2 separate regions of the Homo sapiens genome follow, and region 2 is linked to region 1. Evidence: read pairs that join two places in POLR2A ChIA-PET (ENCODE). Cell type or tissue: PC-9. All regions are shown on one strand. Links, peaks and the distances in the headings refer to the core of each region. The heading gives the core; the rest is flanking DNA. Region 1 overlaps EIF3J (eukaryotic translation initiation factor 3 subunit J). Region 2 overlaps PATL2 (PAT1 homolog 2).

The links. ChIA-PET counts read pairs that join two places held together with the same protein. Peaks named below come from ENCODE experiments on the same cell type or tissue, not always from the same donor. Only the 100,000 strongest peaks of a DNase experiment are listed, where the experiment ranks them.
Region 2: POLR2A ChIA-PET joins it to region 1 with 18 read pairs; 13 of 35 experiments call an interaction of 5 or more read pairs at or near these places.

What each region holds. Positions count from the first base shown.
Region 1 is chr15:44,544,030-44,546,529 of GRCh38, reverse strand. The region is part of intron 2 of EIF3J (eukaryotic translation initiation factor 3 subunit J); the gene reads right to left. Among named protein-coding and RNA genes, the nearest start is that of EIF3J, 8.1 kb to the right of the region's middle. In PC-9, for the core only: CTCF peaks have their summits at 273 and 475; no DNase peak of the experiment used is centred there; H3K27ac peaks cover 525 bases.
Region 2 is chr15:44,698,152-44,709,079 of GRCh38, reverse strand. All of the region lies in intron 3 of PATL2 (PAT1 homolog 2), which reads left to right. Among named protein-coding and RNA genes, the nearest start is that of PATL2, 7.7 kb to the left of the region's middle. In PC-9, for the core only: no CTCF peak of the experiment used is centred there; a DNase peak (open chromatin) is centred at 1,639; H3K27ac peaks cover 1,355 bases.

The DNA of each region.
Region 1 (2,500 bases), core at 1-2,500:
AATATGCCACAATATGACACCAAGCTTCTGGTTTCATAACACGACAGATCACAAATTTGTATCAGTCTAGGAATATAAACTAACCAAGCCTTGGTTCTTAATAAAAATCTCTAAGTCCAGTAAAGAAATTAAAAATTCAACATCCTGATTAAGGCTGTCATACAGTCTGCAAGCATAATTAAAGGAACTTTGTATTAAAAAGTAAGTGTATTTTTATATTCATCTTACTTCAGCAATTTAACCCACAGCTCGCAGTTTTAACAGATTGAAAGCAAACCAGCTAGTCATTATTTGAGTAACTGTGATACTAGAGTTAGAAATTAGAGATCAAACGTTTGTATTTCGCCGTTAGTTTGCTAAGTGCTATACATCACAGTACAAAAGGAACCAAAGAGCTAAAAATAAAAGTGAATTACTAGGCATTTTTTGTTGTTTAAATCTTCACAGAACACAGGAAGGCTGGATCTGTGAGTGATAGGGGGCAGTGTTTCAGATAGGAGGACCATTTGCTTACTTCCAGAAGATGCATATTTAAAACCCTTCTGAGAAACAGGTGTAGTAACAAGGTTAATTCTCACAACAGTCCTGTAAGAAGGTAGTGTTATTCCCCCATTTTAAAGAAAAGGAAACCCAGGCCCAGACATAGCCAACCCACAATCTCAGTGAAAAACTAAGGGACCTGCTCTGAATGGACCAAAGTTCTTTAAAGTGTCATAGGTATAAAGTTACAGTTAGAAGAATAAGTTCTGGTGTTCTATTACACAGTACGGTGATTATAGCTAATAACAATGTTATATATTTCAAGATAGTTCCATAAGAAAATTTTGAATGTTAACACCACAAAGAAATGATAAATGTTTAAAGTGATGAAATGGTAATTACAATGTATACATGCATTGAAACATCACAATATACCCCATAAATATGTACATTATTTGCCAATTATAAAAACTAATTTTAAAAAAGTTTTAAATAACTAAACATTTGACTGACCTTTTTATTGAAAATAAAATGATTTACTTTTTTAAAAAGCATGTTTTAAACACTTGCTTACAAAGTTCACGGTTTAGTAGAGTTCAATTCACTGTAATAAAGCAGCTTACAACACATCTTTAGAGTAACATGCTGAGATACATCCTTTAAATGTATACATGTAAACAGCTTCATTTAAGGCTTTAAACACAATGTTAAGGAAGGTCTTTAAAAAGCATGTTTTAAACACTTGCTTACAAAATTCACAGTCTGGTAAACAATTTAATTCGCTGGAATAAAGCAATTCCAATGCAATTCCAATGCAAAATAATAAAAATAAAAATAGTATTATAGTAAATATGACTTCTTCCCTGAGTCCTGAAGTATAAAATAACTAACTGGGAACTAAGTCCCTCTCCTGGGAACTCTGGGAATCTCATAAAGAGAAGGATTATTACACATATTAAGATATGCCCAGCTAGAGGTATACTGGTTACCAAACTTCTCACCTTAAATTGCCTGTAGTGGTTCTCTACTGATCTTTTTTTTTTTTTTGAGATGGAGTCTCACTGTGTCGCCAGGCTGGAGTGCAGTGGCGCAATCTCAGCTCACTGCAACCTCCGCCTCCTAGGTTCAAGCAATTTTCCTGCCTCAGCCTCCTGAGTAGTTGGGACTACAGGTATGCACCACCATGCCTAGCTAATTTTTGTGTTTTTAGTAGAGACCGGGTTTCACCATGTTGGCCAGGATAATCTTGATCTCTTGACCTCGTGATCCACCCACCTCAGCCTCCCAAAGTGCTGGGATTACAGGCGTGCCTGGCCCCTCCCACCTTTTTTTTTTTTTTTTTTTTTAAATGGAGTTTTGCTCTTATTGCCCAGGCTGGAGTGCAATGGCACGATCTCAGCTCACCGCAACCTCTGCCTCCTGGGTTCAAGCGATTCTCCTGCCTCAGCCTCCCAAGTGGCTGGGATTACAGGCATGTGCTACCACGAACTGGCTAATTTTGTATTTTTAGTAGAGATGGGTTTCTCCATGTTGGTCAGGCTGGTCCTGAACTCCCGACCTCAGGTGATCCACCCACCTCAGCCTCCCAAAGTGTTGGGATTACAGGTGTGAGCCACCACGCCTGGCCAGTTTTCTACTAATTTAAGAAACTGGGCCAGATGAGTTGGCTCACGCCTGTAATCCCAACACTTTGGAAGGCCAAGGTGGGTGGAATACCTGAGTTCAGGAGTTCAAGACCAGCCTGGCCAACATGGCAAACCCCTGTTTCTACTAAAAATACAAAAAAAATTAGCAGGGCGTGGTGGTGTGCACCTGTGGTCCCAGCTACTCGGGAGGCTGATGCCCAAGAATCACTTTGAACCCGGGAGGCAGAGGTTGCAGTGAGCCGAGATCACGCCACTGCACTCCAGCCTGGGTGATAGAGAAGGCCTCCGTCTAAAAAAAAAAAAAAGAAAAGAAAAGAAAAGAAAAAAGAAAAAAACTGGTCTGCAAGCCTCTGGTAGTAAGAGGTCAAGAAGGA
Region 2 (10,928 bases), core at 424-2,923, 160 kb before region 1:
TAAAAATACAAAAATTAGCTAGGCATGGTGGCAGGCATCTGTAACCCCAACTACTCAGGAGGCTGAGGCAGGAGAATTGCTTGAACCTGGGAGGCAGAGGTTGCAATGAGCCGAGATTGCACCACTGCACTCCAGCCTGGGCAACAGAGCAAGACTTCATCTCAAAAAGAAAAAAGAAAAAGGAAAACACTTCGACAGCTCTTTATAAAGTTAAACATACACTGGCCATAATATCCAGCCACTCCACCCAAGGTATTTGCCCAAGAGAAAATGAAAGCATATGTCTATACAAAGACTTGGACATTAATGTTTAATGTTTATAGCAGTTTTATTTGTGATAGCTGAAAACTAGAAACGATCCAACATACATCAACAGGTAAATGAATAAACCCATTGGAGTATATATCCATACAATGAAATACTATCATCAACAAACAAGGAATAAACTGTTGATACATGTAACATGGATGAAATAATCATGGTAAATAAAAGAAGTCAGACAGAAAAGAACATATACTATATGATTCTGTTTATATAAAACTCCAGAAAAGGCAAACTATAATCTATATGACAGAAAGTAGATGAGTGGTTTCTAGAGGGAAAGGAGATCATCTAAACATGAGGAAACTTTAGGGTTGATGGATATGTTAATTATCTAGAGTTCGATGATGATTTCAGTTATATTTTAGAACTTATTGTATACTTTAAGTGTAATATATTGTATGTCGATTATAAATATTTAAAAGGACATAGCTAGGGGAGGTGGAGCAAGATGGCTGAATAGACGCCTCCACTAATCCTGCTCCCTGCAGGAACACCAAATTGAATAATGATCCACACAAAAAAAAGCACCTTCATAAGAACCAAAAATCAGGTGAGTGATCACAGTACCTGGTTTTAACTTCGTATCACTGAAAGAGTAACTGAAGAGGGTAAGACAGTCTTGAATTGCTAAATGCTATCTCTCCCCCATTCGCCGGCAGCGGCCACCTGGCATGGAGAGAGAATGTGTGCTTCTGGGAGAGGAAGAGTGCAGTGATTTTCAGACTTTGCATTGGAACTCAGTGCTGCCCAGTCATAGCACAAAGCAACACTGGGAAGAACTCACCCAGGTCCCATGGAGGGATCATTTAGACCAGCCCTAGCTAGAGGCAAATCACCCATCCCAGCAGTGGGAACCTGAGTTCCAGTAAGCCTCCCCACCATGGGCTGAAGTGCTCTGAGGTTCTACATAAACTTGAAAGGCAGTCTAGGCCACAAGGATGGCAATTCCTGGGTAAGTCCTGGTGCTGTGCTGGGCTCAGAGCCAGTGAATGTGGGGGGCACACAACCTAGTGAGACACTAGCTGGGATGGCCAAGGGATTGCTTGCACCACCCCTCTCCCAACCCCAGGCAGGGCAGCTCAAAGCTCAGAGAGAGACTTCTTTCCTCTGCTTGAGAAGAGGAGAGGGAAGAACAAAGATGAGTTTGTCTTGCATTGGATACCAGCTCAGCTGCAGTAGGATAGGGCACCAGGCAAAGTCCTGAGGCCCACATTCCAGGCCATAGCTCCAAGCTGACATTTCTAGCCACACCCTGGGCCAGAAGGGAACCTGCTGCCTTGAAGGGAAGGACCAGTCCTGGCAGGATTCCTCACCAGCTGACTAAAGAGCCCTTTGGCCCTGAATAATCAGAAGTAGCCAGGTAGTACTCATCATGGGCTTTGGGTGAGACTCAGAGACGTGCAGGCTTAAGGTGTGACCCAGCACATTACAGCTGTGGTGGCTATGGGGAGAAATTCCTTCTGCTTGAGAAAAGAAGTGGAAAGAGTAAAGGGGACTTGGCCACTGTGGGGTTAGAATACCAAGTGGCCTCTTAAGGTCCCTGATTCCAGGCTTTGGCTCTTAGATAGCATTCCTGGACCTGCTCTGGGCCAGAGGGGAGCCTGCTTCCCTGAAGGGTGAGTCCCAGGCTGGGCAGCGTTCACCACAAGCTTACTGCAGAGCCCTTGGGCCTTGAGTATACATCAGCAGTAGCCAGACAGTACCCACCACAGGCCTGGGGTGGAAGTGGCCATGGCAAGAGACTCCTCAGCTTGTGGAAAGGGGAGGGAAAAGTGGGAAGGACTTTGTCTTGTGGCTTGGGTGCCAGTTCAGCCTCAGTGCAATAGAGTACCAGGTAGATTCCTAAGGTTTCTGACTAGGCCCCAGTTCCTGGAAGGCATCTCTGGATTCACCCCAGGCTGGGGGAAACTTGCCACCCTAAAGAGAGGGACATAAGCTTGGCTGGCTTTGCCACCTGCTGATTTTAGAGCCATAGGGCCTTGAGTGAACATAGGTAGTAGCCAGGCGGTGGTTACCATAGGCCTTGGGCAAGACCCAGTACTATGCTGGCTTCACGTCTGACCCTGCACAGTCCCAGTGGTGGTCACAGGGGTGTTTGTGTCACTTCTCCCCCAACTCCAGGCAGCTGATCACAGAAAGACAGACTTTGCCTGGGGGAAAATAAGGGAAGACAATAAGAGTCTCTGCCTGGTAATCCAGAGAATTCTTCCAGATCTTATCCAAGACCACCATGGCAGTGCCTCTATGAGTAATCAGTGTTAAGTTGTCAGCAGTTTAAAATAATGAGTGATAAAATATTATCTGCAAACCTCATGGTAACCTCAAATCAAAAAAGATACAACAGACTGTGAAAGAGCCACAGCATTTCTGTGCTTGGTGTGCCCTCTAATGCAGATACAGCTGCAGTGACCAAAAACTTAGATCACAACACCCAAGTTCCTTTGAATTCCTGGAAAGCCTTCCCAAGAAGGACAGATACAAACAGCCCAGACTGCAAAGACTATAATAAATATTTAACTCAGACACTGATGAACATCCACAAGCATCAGGACCAGCCAGGAAAACATGACCTCATCAAATGAATAAGGCACCAGAGGCCAATCCCAGAGAAACAGAGATATGTGACCTTTGAAACAGAATTCAAAATAGCTGTTTTGGTCAGGCACGGTGGCTCACACCTGTAATCCCAACATTCTGGGAGGCCAAGGTGGGTAGATCACTTGAGCTCAGGAGTTCAAGACCAGCTTGGCCAACATGGTGAAACCCTATCTCTACTAAAAATACAAAAATAGCTGGGCGTGGTGGCATATGCTTGTAATCCCAGCTACTCAGGAGGCTGAGGCAGGAGAATTGCTTAAACTTGGGAGGCGGAGATTCAGTGAGCCAAGATCATACCACTGTACTCCAGCCTGGGCAACTGAGCAAGACTCTGTCTAAAAAAAAACAATGTTTTGAGGAAACTCAAAGAAATTAAAGCTAACACAGAGAAGGAATTCAGAATCCTATCATATAACTTTAACAAAGAGATTAAAATAACTAAAAAGAATCAAGCAAAAATTATGGAGTTGAAAAATGATACTGACATACATAAGGGTGCATCAGACTCTCTTATCAGTAGAACTGATCAAGTGGAAGAAAGAATTAGTGAGCTTGAAGACAGGCAATTTGAAAATATAATCAGAAGAGACAAAAGAAAAAAGAATAAAAAAGAATGAAGCATGCCTACAAGATCTAGAAAATAGCCTCAAAACGGCAAATTTAAGAGTTACTGGCTGCAGCCAGGTGCAGTGGCTCACTCCTGTAATCCCAGCACTTTGGGAGGCCAAGGTGGGCAGATCATGAGGTCAGGAGTTCGAGAGCAGCCTCGCCAACATCGTGAAACCCCGTCTCAACTAAAATACAAAAATTAGCTGGACGTGGCAGCAGGCGCCTTTAATCCCGGCTACTCTGGAGGCTGAGGCAGGAGAATTGCTTGAACCTGGGAAGTGGAGGCTGTAGTGAACCAAGATCACAGCACTGCACTCCAGCCTGGACAACAAAGTGAGACTCTGTCTCAAAAAGAAAAAAAAAAGAGTTATTGGCCTTAAAGAGGAGGTAGAGAGAGAGATGGGGTAGAAAGTTTATTCAAAGTGATAGTAACAAAGACCTTCCCAAACCTAGGGAAAGATATCAATATTCAAGTATATGAAGGTTATAGAACACCAAACAAATTCAACCCAAAGAAGATGACCTCAAAACATTTAATAAACAAACTCCCAAGGTCAAGAATACAGAAAGGATCCTAAAAGCAGCAACAGAAAATAAACAAATAACATACCATGGAGCTCTGATATGTCTGGCAGCAGACTTTCCAGTGGAAATATCCTTGAAATATGAAGGAGAAATAAATATCCTTGAAAATATGAAGGAGAAATAAAGACTTTCCTAGACAAACAAAAGTTGAGGGATTTCATCAACACCAGACCTGTCCTACAAGAAATGCTGAAGGGAGTTCTTTAATCAGAAAGAAAAGGACATTAATGAGCAATGAAAAATAATTTGAAGGTGTAAAACTCACTGGTAATTGGAAGTACACAGAAAAAAAACAGAATATTGTAACACTGTAATCATGGTATGTAAACTACTCATATCTTGAGTGGAAAGACCAAAAGCTGAACCAGTCAAAACTAATAACTATAACAACTTTTCAAGACATAGACAGTACAATATGACACAAACACAAACAACAAAGAATTAAAAAGCAGGAGGACAAAGTTAAAATGTAGAGTTTTTATTAATTTTTTCTTTGCTTCTTTATTTATGTAATCAGTGGTAAGTTTTCATTGGTTTAAAATAATGGGTTATGTTGTGAATATGCCAAAAATAATAAAATAAATAATGGGTTATAAAATATTAAATACAAGCCTTATGGTAACCTGAAATAAAAAAGCATACAACAGGGGCCAGGAGTGGTGGCTCCCACTTGTAATCCTAGCACTTTGGGAGGCCAAAGCAGGCCTTTGGCTTGAGCTCAGGAGTTTGAAACCAGCCTGGAAAACACGGTGGTGAAAGTGCTGTCTCTACAAAAGTGCTTGTCTCTACCAAAAAAAAAAAAAAAAAATTAGCCAGACATAGTGGCACTCACCTGTGGTCCCAACTACTTGGGAGGCTGAGATGGGCAGATCACTTGAGCCTGAAAGGCAGAGGTTGCAGTGAGCCAAGATCGCACCACTGCACTCCAGCCTGGGTGACAAAGCGAGATCCCCATCTCAAAAAAAGTCCCCAAAACAACATACAACAGATACACAAAAAATAAAAAGCAAGAAATTTTTAAATACTACCAGAGAAAATCACCTTCACAGAAAGGAAGACAGGAACAAAAGAAGGAAGGAACAGAGGACCACAAAACAACTAGAAAACAAATAACAAAATGGCAAGAGTAAGTCCTTACTTATCAATAATAACATTGAATCTAAATGGACTAAACTCTCCATTCAAAAGACATAGAGTGGCTGAATGGATTTAAAAAAAAAAAAAAAAAAAAAAAAAAAAAGCAAGACCCGGTGATTTGTTGCCTACAAGGAGCACACTTCACCCATAAAGACACACATAGACTAAAACAAAGGGATAGAAAAATATATTCCATTCCAATGGAAACCAAAAAGGATCATGAATAGCTATGCTTACATCAGACAAAATAGATTTCAAGACAAAAACTATAAAAAGAGACAAAGAAGGTCATTATATAATGAAAAGAGGTTAATTCGGCCAGAGTATATAACAATTGTAAAAATATATGCATTCCAACTGGAGCACCCAGCTATATAAAGTAAATATTATTAGAGCTAAAGAGAGAGATAGACCCCAATACAATAATAGCTGGAGACTTCAACACCCCACTTTCAGCATTGGACAGATCATCCAGACTGAAAATCAACAAAGAAACATCAGACTTAATCTGCACTATAGATCAAATGGCTCTAATAGATTTTTTCTTTTTTGAGATGCAGTCTTGCTCTGTTGCCCAGGCTGGAGTGCAGTGGTGTGATCTCAGCTTACTGCAAGCTCCACCTCCCAGGTTCACACCATTCTCCTGCCTCAGCCTCCTGAGTAGCTGGGACTACGGGTGCTCACCACCATGCCCAGCTAATTTTTTTGTATTTTTAGTACAGATGGGGTTTCTCCACGTTAGTCAGGATGGTCTTGATCTCCTGACCTTGTGATCCACCTGCCTTGGCCTCCCAAAGTGCTGGAGTTACAGGCATGAGCCACCGTGCCTGGCCAGATCTAATAGATATTTACAGAACATTTTATCCAATGGCTACAGAATACCCATTCTTCTCCTCAGCACATGGATCATTCTCAAGGATAGACCATATGTTAGACCACAAAATAAGTCTTAAAAAATTGGAATTATATCAAATATCTTCTCTGACCACAATGGAAAAAAACTAGAAATCAATAACAAGAGGAATGTTTGAAACCATACAAATATATGGAAATTAAAATATGCTCCTAAGTGACTGTGGGTCAACAAAGAAATTAAGAAGGAAATTTTTTAAATTCTGGAAACAAATGATAATGGAAACACAATATACCAAAACCTATGGGATACAGAGAAGGCAGTAATAAGAAGAAAGTTTATAGCCATAAGCACCTACATTAAAAAAGAAAAACAGAAAAACTTCAAATAAACAACATAATGATGCATTTCAAAGAACTAGAAAAGCAAGAGCAAGCCAAACCCAAAATTATTAGAAGGAAAGAAATAATAAAGATGAGAGCAAAAATAAATGAAATTGAAATGAAGGAAACAATAGAAAAGATCAACAAAAAGAAAAGTTGTTTTTTTAAAGACAAAAATCAACAATTCCTTAGCCAGACTCGCTAAGAAAAAAAGGAGAGAAGACTCATATAAATAAAATCAGAGATGAAAAAGGAAACATTACAACCAATATCAAAGAAATTCAAACGATCATTAGAGGCTACTATGAGCAACTACATGCCAATAAATTGGAAAACCTAGAAGAAATGGATACATTCCTAGACACATACAACCTGCCAAGATCGAACCTTGAAGAAATCCAAAACCAGAACAGACCAATAACAAGTAACAAATGAAAGCCCAGGACTCTATGTCTTCACTGCTAAATGTTACTAAACATATGAAGAAGAACTAATACCAACTGATATAGTTTCAATATTTGTCCCTACCCAAATCTCATGTTGAATTGTAATCCCTAGTATTGGAGGTGGGGCCTGGTGATAGGTGTTTGGATCATGGGGGCAGATCCCTCATGGCTTGGTGCTGTCCTCACAATAGTGAGTGCATTCTTGAGAGATCTGGTTGTTGGTAAAATGTGACACCTCCCCCCACCACCTCTTGCTCCAAATCTTACCATGTGAAGTGCCTGGCACCCTTCTGCGATGAGTAAAAGCTCCCTGAGGTCTCCCCAGTAGCTGAGCAGATGCCAGCACTATGTTTGTACAGCCTACAGAACCATAAGCCAATTAAAACTCTTTTCTTTGTAAATTTCCCAGACTCAGGTATTTCTCTTTTTTTTTTTTTTTTTTTTTTGAGACAGGGTCTCACTCTGTCACCCAGGCTGGAGGGCAGTGGTGCAATAATCTCAGCTCACTGCAACCTCCACCCCCTGGGTTCAAGCAATTCTCATGCCTCAGCTTCCTGAGTAGCTGAAAGAACAGGCATGTACCACCACACCCAGCTAATTTTCATATTTTTAGTAGAGATAGGGTTTCACCATGTTAGCCAGGCTGGTCTCAAACTCCTGGCCTCAAGTGATCTGCCTTCCTCAGCCTCCCAAACTGCTGGGATTACAGGCATGAGCCACCATGCCCAGCCTCAGTTATTTCTTTATAGCAATGCAAGAAAGACCCAAAACACCAACCCTACTCAAACTATTCTGAAAAATAGAGGAGGAGGGAGTATTTTCAAACTCATCTACGTGGCCAGTATTACCTTGATGCCAAAACTAGACAGACACATAAAAAAAAAAAAACTACAGGCAAATATCCCTGATGCAAAAATCCTCAGCAACATACTAGCACACTGAATTCAACAACACATTAAAGTGATTATTCATCTCATCTGCAATATCTTTCCAATGGAAAAAAAAAATCATTCATCATGACCAAGTGGGATTTATCCCAGAGATGCAAGGATGGTTGAACATACACAAATCAATCAATGTGATATATCATATCAACAGAATGAAGGGCAAAAACCATATGATCATTTCAACTGATGCTGAAAAAACAGTTGATAAAATTCAACATCCCTTCATGATAAAACCCCCCCCAAAAACTGGACATAGAAGGAACATACCTCAACACAGTAAAAGCTATATGACAAACCCACAGCTAGTATCATAGTGAATTAGGGGAAAACCTAAAGCCTTTTCTCAAAGATCTGGAACATGACAAAGATGCCCACTTCCACCACTATTATTCAAAACAGTACTGGAAGTCCTAGCTAGAGTAATCAGACAAGAGAAAGAAATAAAGAGCATCCAAACTGGAAAGGAAGAAGTCAAATTATCCTTATTTGCAGATGATATGATCTTATATTTGAAAAAAACCTAAGGACTCCACCAAAAAACTATTAGAACTGATAAACAAATTCAGTAAAGTTGGAGGATACAAAGTCAACATACAGGCCAGGCATGGTGGCTCACAGCTGTAATCCCAGCACTTTGGGAGGCCAAAGTGGGCTGATCACTTGAGGTCAGGAGTTCAAGACCAGTGTGGCCAATATGGTGAAACCCCATCTCTGCTAAAAATACAAAAATTAGCGAGGTGTGGTGGCACATACCTGTAGTCTCAGCTACTAGGGAGGCTGAGGCAGGAGAATCACTTGAACCCAGGAGGTGGAGGCTGCAGTGAACCAAGATGGCACCACTGCACTCCAGCCTAGGTGACAAAGTGAGGCTCCATCTCAAAAAACAAAAAGAAAGAAAATAAAAAGAAAATCAACGTACAGTCATTTATTTTACAAATAATATTAAATTTAAATACCTAATATTAAATACCTTCTTAACCAAGAAGTAAAAGATCTCTACGATGATAACTATAAAACACTGATGAAAGAAATTGAAGAGGACACAAAAAAATGGAAAGATATTCCATGTTCATGGATTGGGAGACTCAATATGTTAAAATATCTATACTACCTAAAGCAATCTACAGATTCAATGTAAACCCTATCAAAATACCAATTACATTCTTCACAGAAATGGAAAAAAAATCCTAAAATTTATATGGAACCACAAAAGGCCCAGAACAGCCAAAACTATCTTGAGCAAAAAGAACAAAACTGAAGAATCACATTACCTGACTTCAAATTATACTACAAAGCTGCAGTAACCAAAAGAGCATGATACTGGCATAAAAACAGACACATAAACCAATGAAACAGAATAGAGAACCCAGAAACAAATCCATACATCTACAGTAAACTTATTTTCAACAAAGTTGTCAAAAACCTACATTGGAGAAAGGACACTCTCTTCAATAAATGGTGCTGGGAAAACTGGATATCCATATGCAGAAGAATGAAACTAGACCACTATCTCTCACCATATACAAAAATCAAATAAAAATGGAATAAAGACTTAAATCTGGCTGGGCATGGTGGCTCACACCTGTAATCCTGGCACTTTGGGAGGCCAAGGTGGGTGGATCTCTTGACCAGGAGTTTGAGACCAGCCTGGCCAACATGGTAAAACCCTGTCTCTACTAAAAATACAAAAAATTAGCTGGGCATGTTGATGCACACCTGTAATCCCAGCTACTCAAGAGACTGCGGCATGGGAATCACTTTAAGCTAGGAGGTGGAGGTTGTAGTGAGCTGAGACCACTGCACTCTAGCCTGGGTGACACAGTGAGACCCTGTCTCATAAAGAAAATAAAAAGACTTAAATCTAAGACCTCAAGCTATGAAACTGCTAAAAGAAAACATTGTGGAAACTCTCCAGGACATTAGACTGGGCAAAAATTTCTTGAGTAATACCCTTAAAGGCTTCTGCACAGCAAAAGAAACAATCAACAAAGAGAAGAGATAGCCTACAGAATGGGAGGAAATATTTACAAACAAATCCATCTCACAAGTATTAATAATAAAAATATAAAATGAGCTCAAACAACTCTATAGGAAAAAAATCTACTAATCCAATTTTAAAAATGGGCAAAAGATCTGAATAGGCATTTCTCAAAAGAAGACATACAAATGGCAAACGGGTATCTGAGAAGGTGCTCACCATCATTGATCATCAGACAAATGCAAATCAAAACTACAATGAGATATCAGCTCACCCTCATTAAAATGGCTTTTATCCAAAGGACAGACAATAATGAATGCTGGTGAGGATGTGAAGAAAAGGGGAACCTTCATACACTGTTGGTGGGAATGGAAATTAGTATAGCCACTAGGGAGAACAGCTTGGAGGTTCCTCAAAAAACTAAAAATACAGCAATCATATGATCCAGCAATCCTACTCCTGGGTATATACGCAAAAGAAAGAAAATCAGTATATCAAAGAGATATCTGCATTTTCATGTTTATTGCAGCACTATTCAAAATAGTCAAGATTTGGAAGCAACCTAAGTGTCCATCAACAGATGAATGAAGAAAATGTGGTACACATACACAATGGAGTGTGTTTGGCCATAATAAAGGGTGAATTAAAGGGTGAATTCTTGTCATTTGCAGCAATATGGATGGAACTGGAGGTCATTATGTTAAGTAAGCCAGGCATAGAAAGACAAACTTTGTGTGTTCTTCTCTGTGGGAGCTAAAAATTACAGCAACTGAATTCATGGAAATAGAGAGTAGAATAATGGTTATCAGAGGCTGGGAAGAGTAGTCGGGGGAGGGAGAAGGAGAAATGGTTAATGGATACAAAAATATAATTAGAATGAATAAGATCTGGTATTTGATAGCACAACAGGGTGACTAGTGTCAACAGTTTATTGTATAGTAAAAATAACTAAAATAGTATAATTGGATTATTTGTAACACAAAGAAAGGATAAATGCTTGGGGTAAGGGATACACCATTTTCCCTGATGTGATTATTATACCTGTATCAAAATATCTCATACACTTCA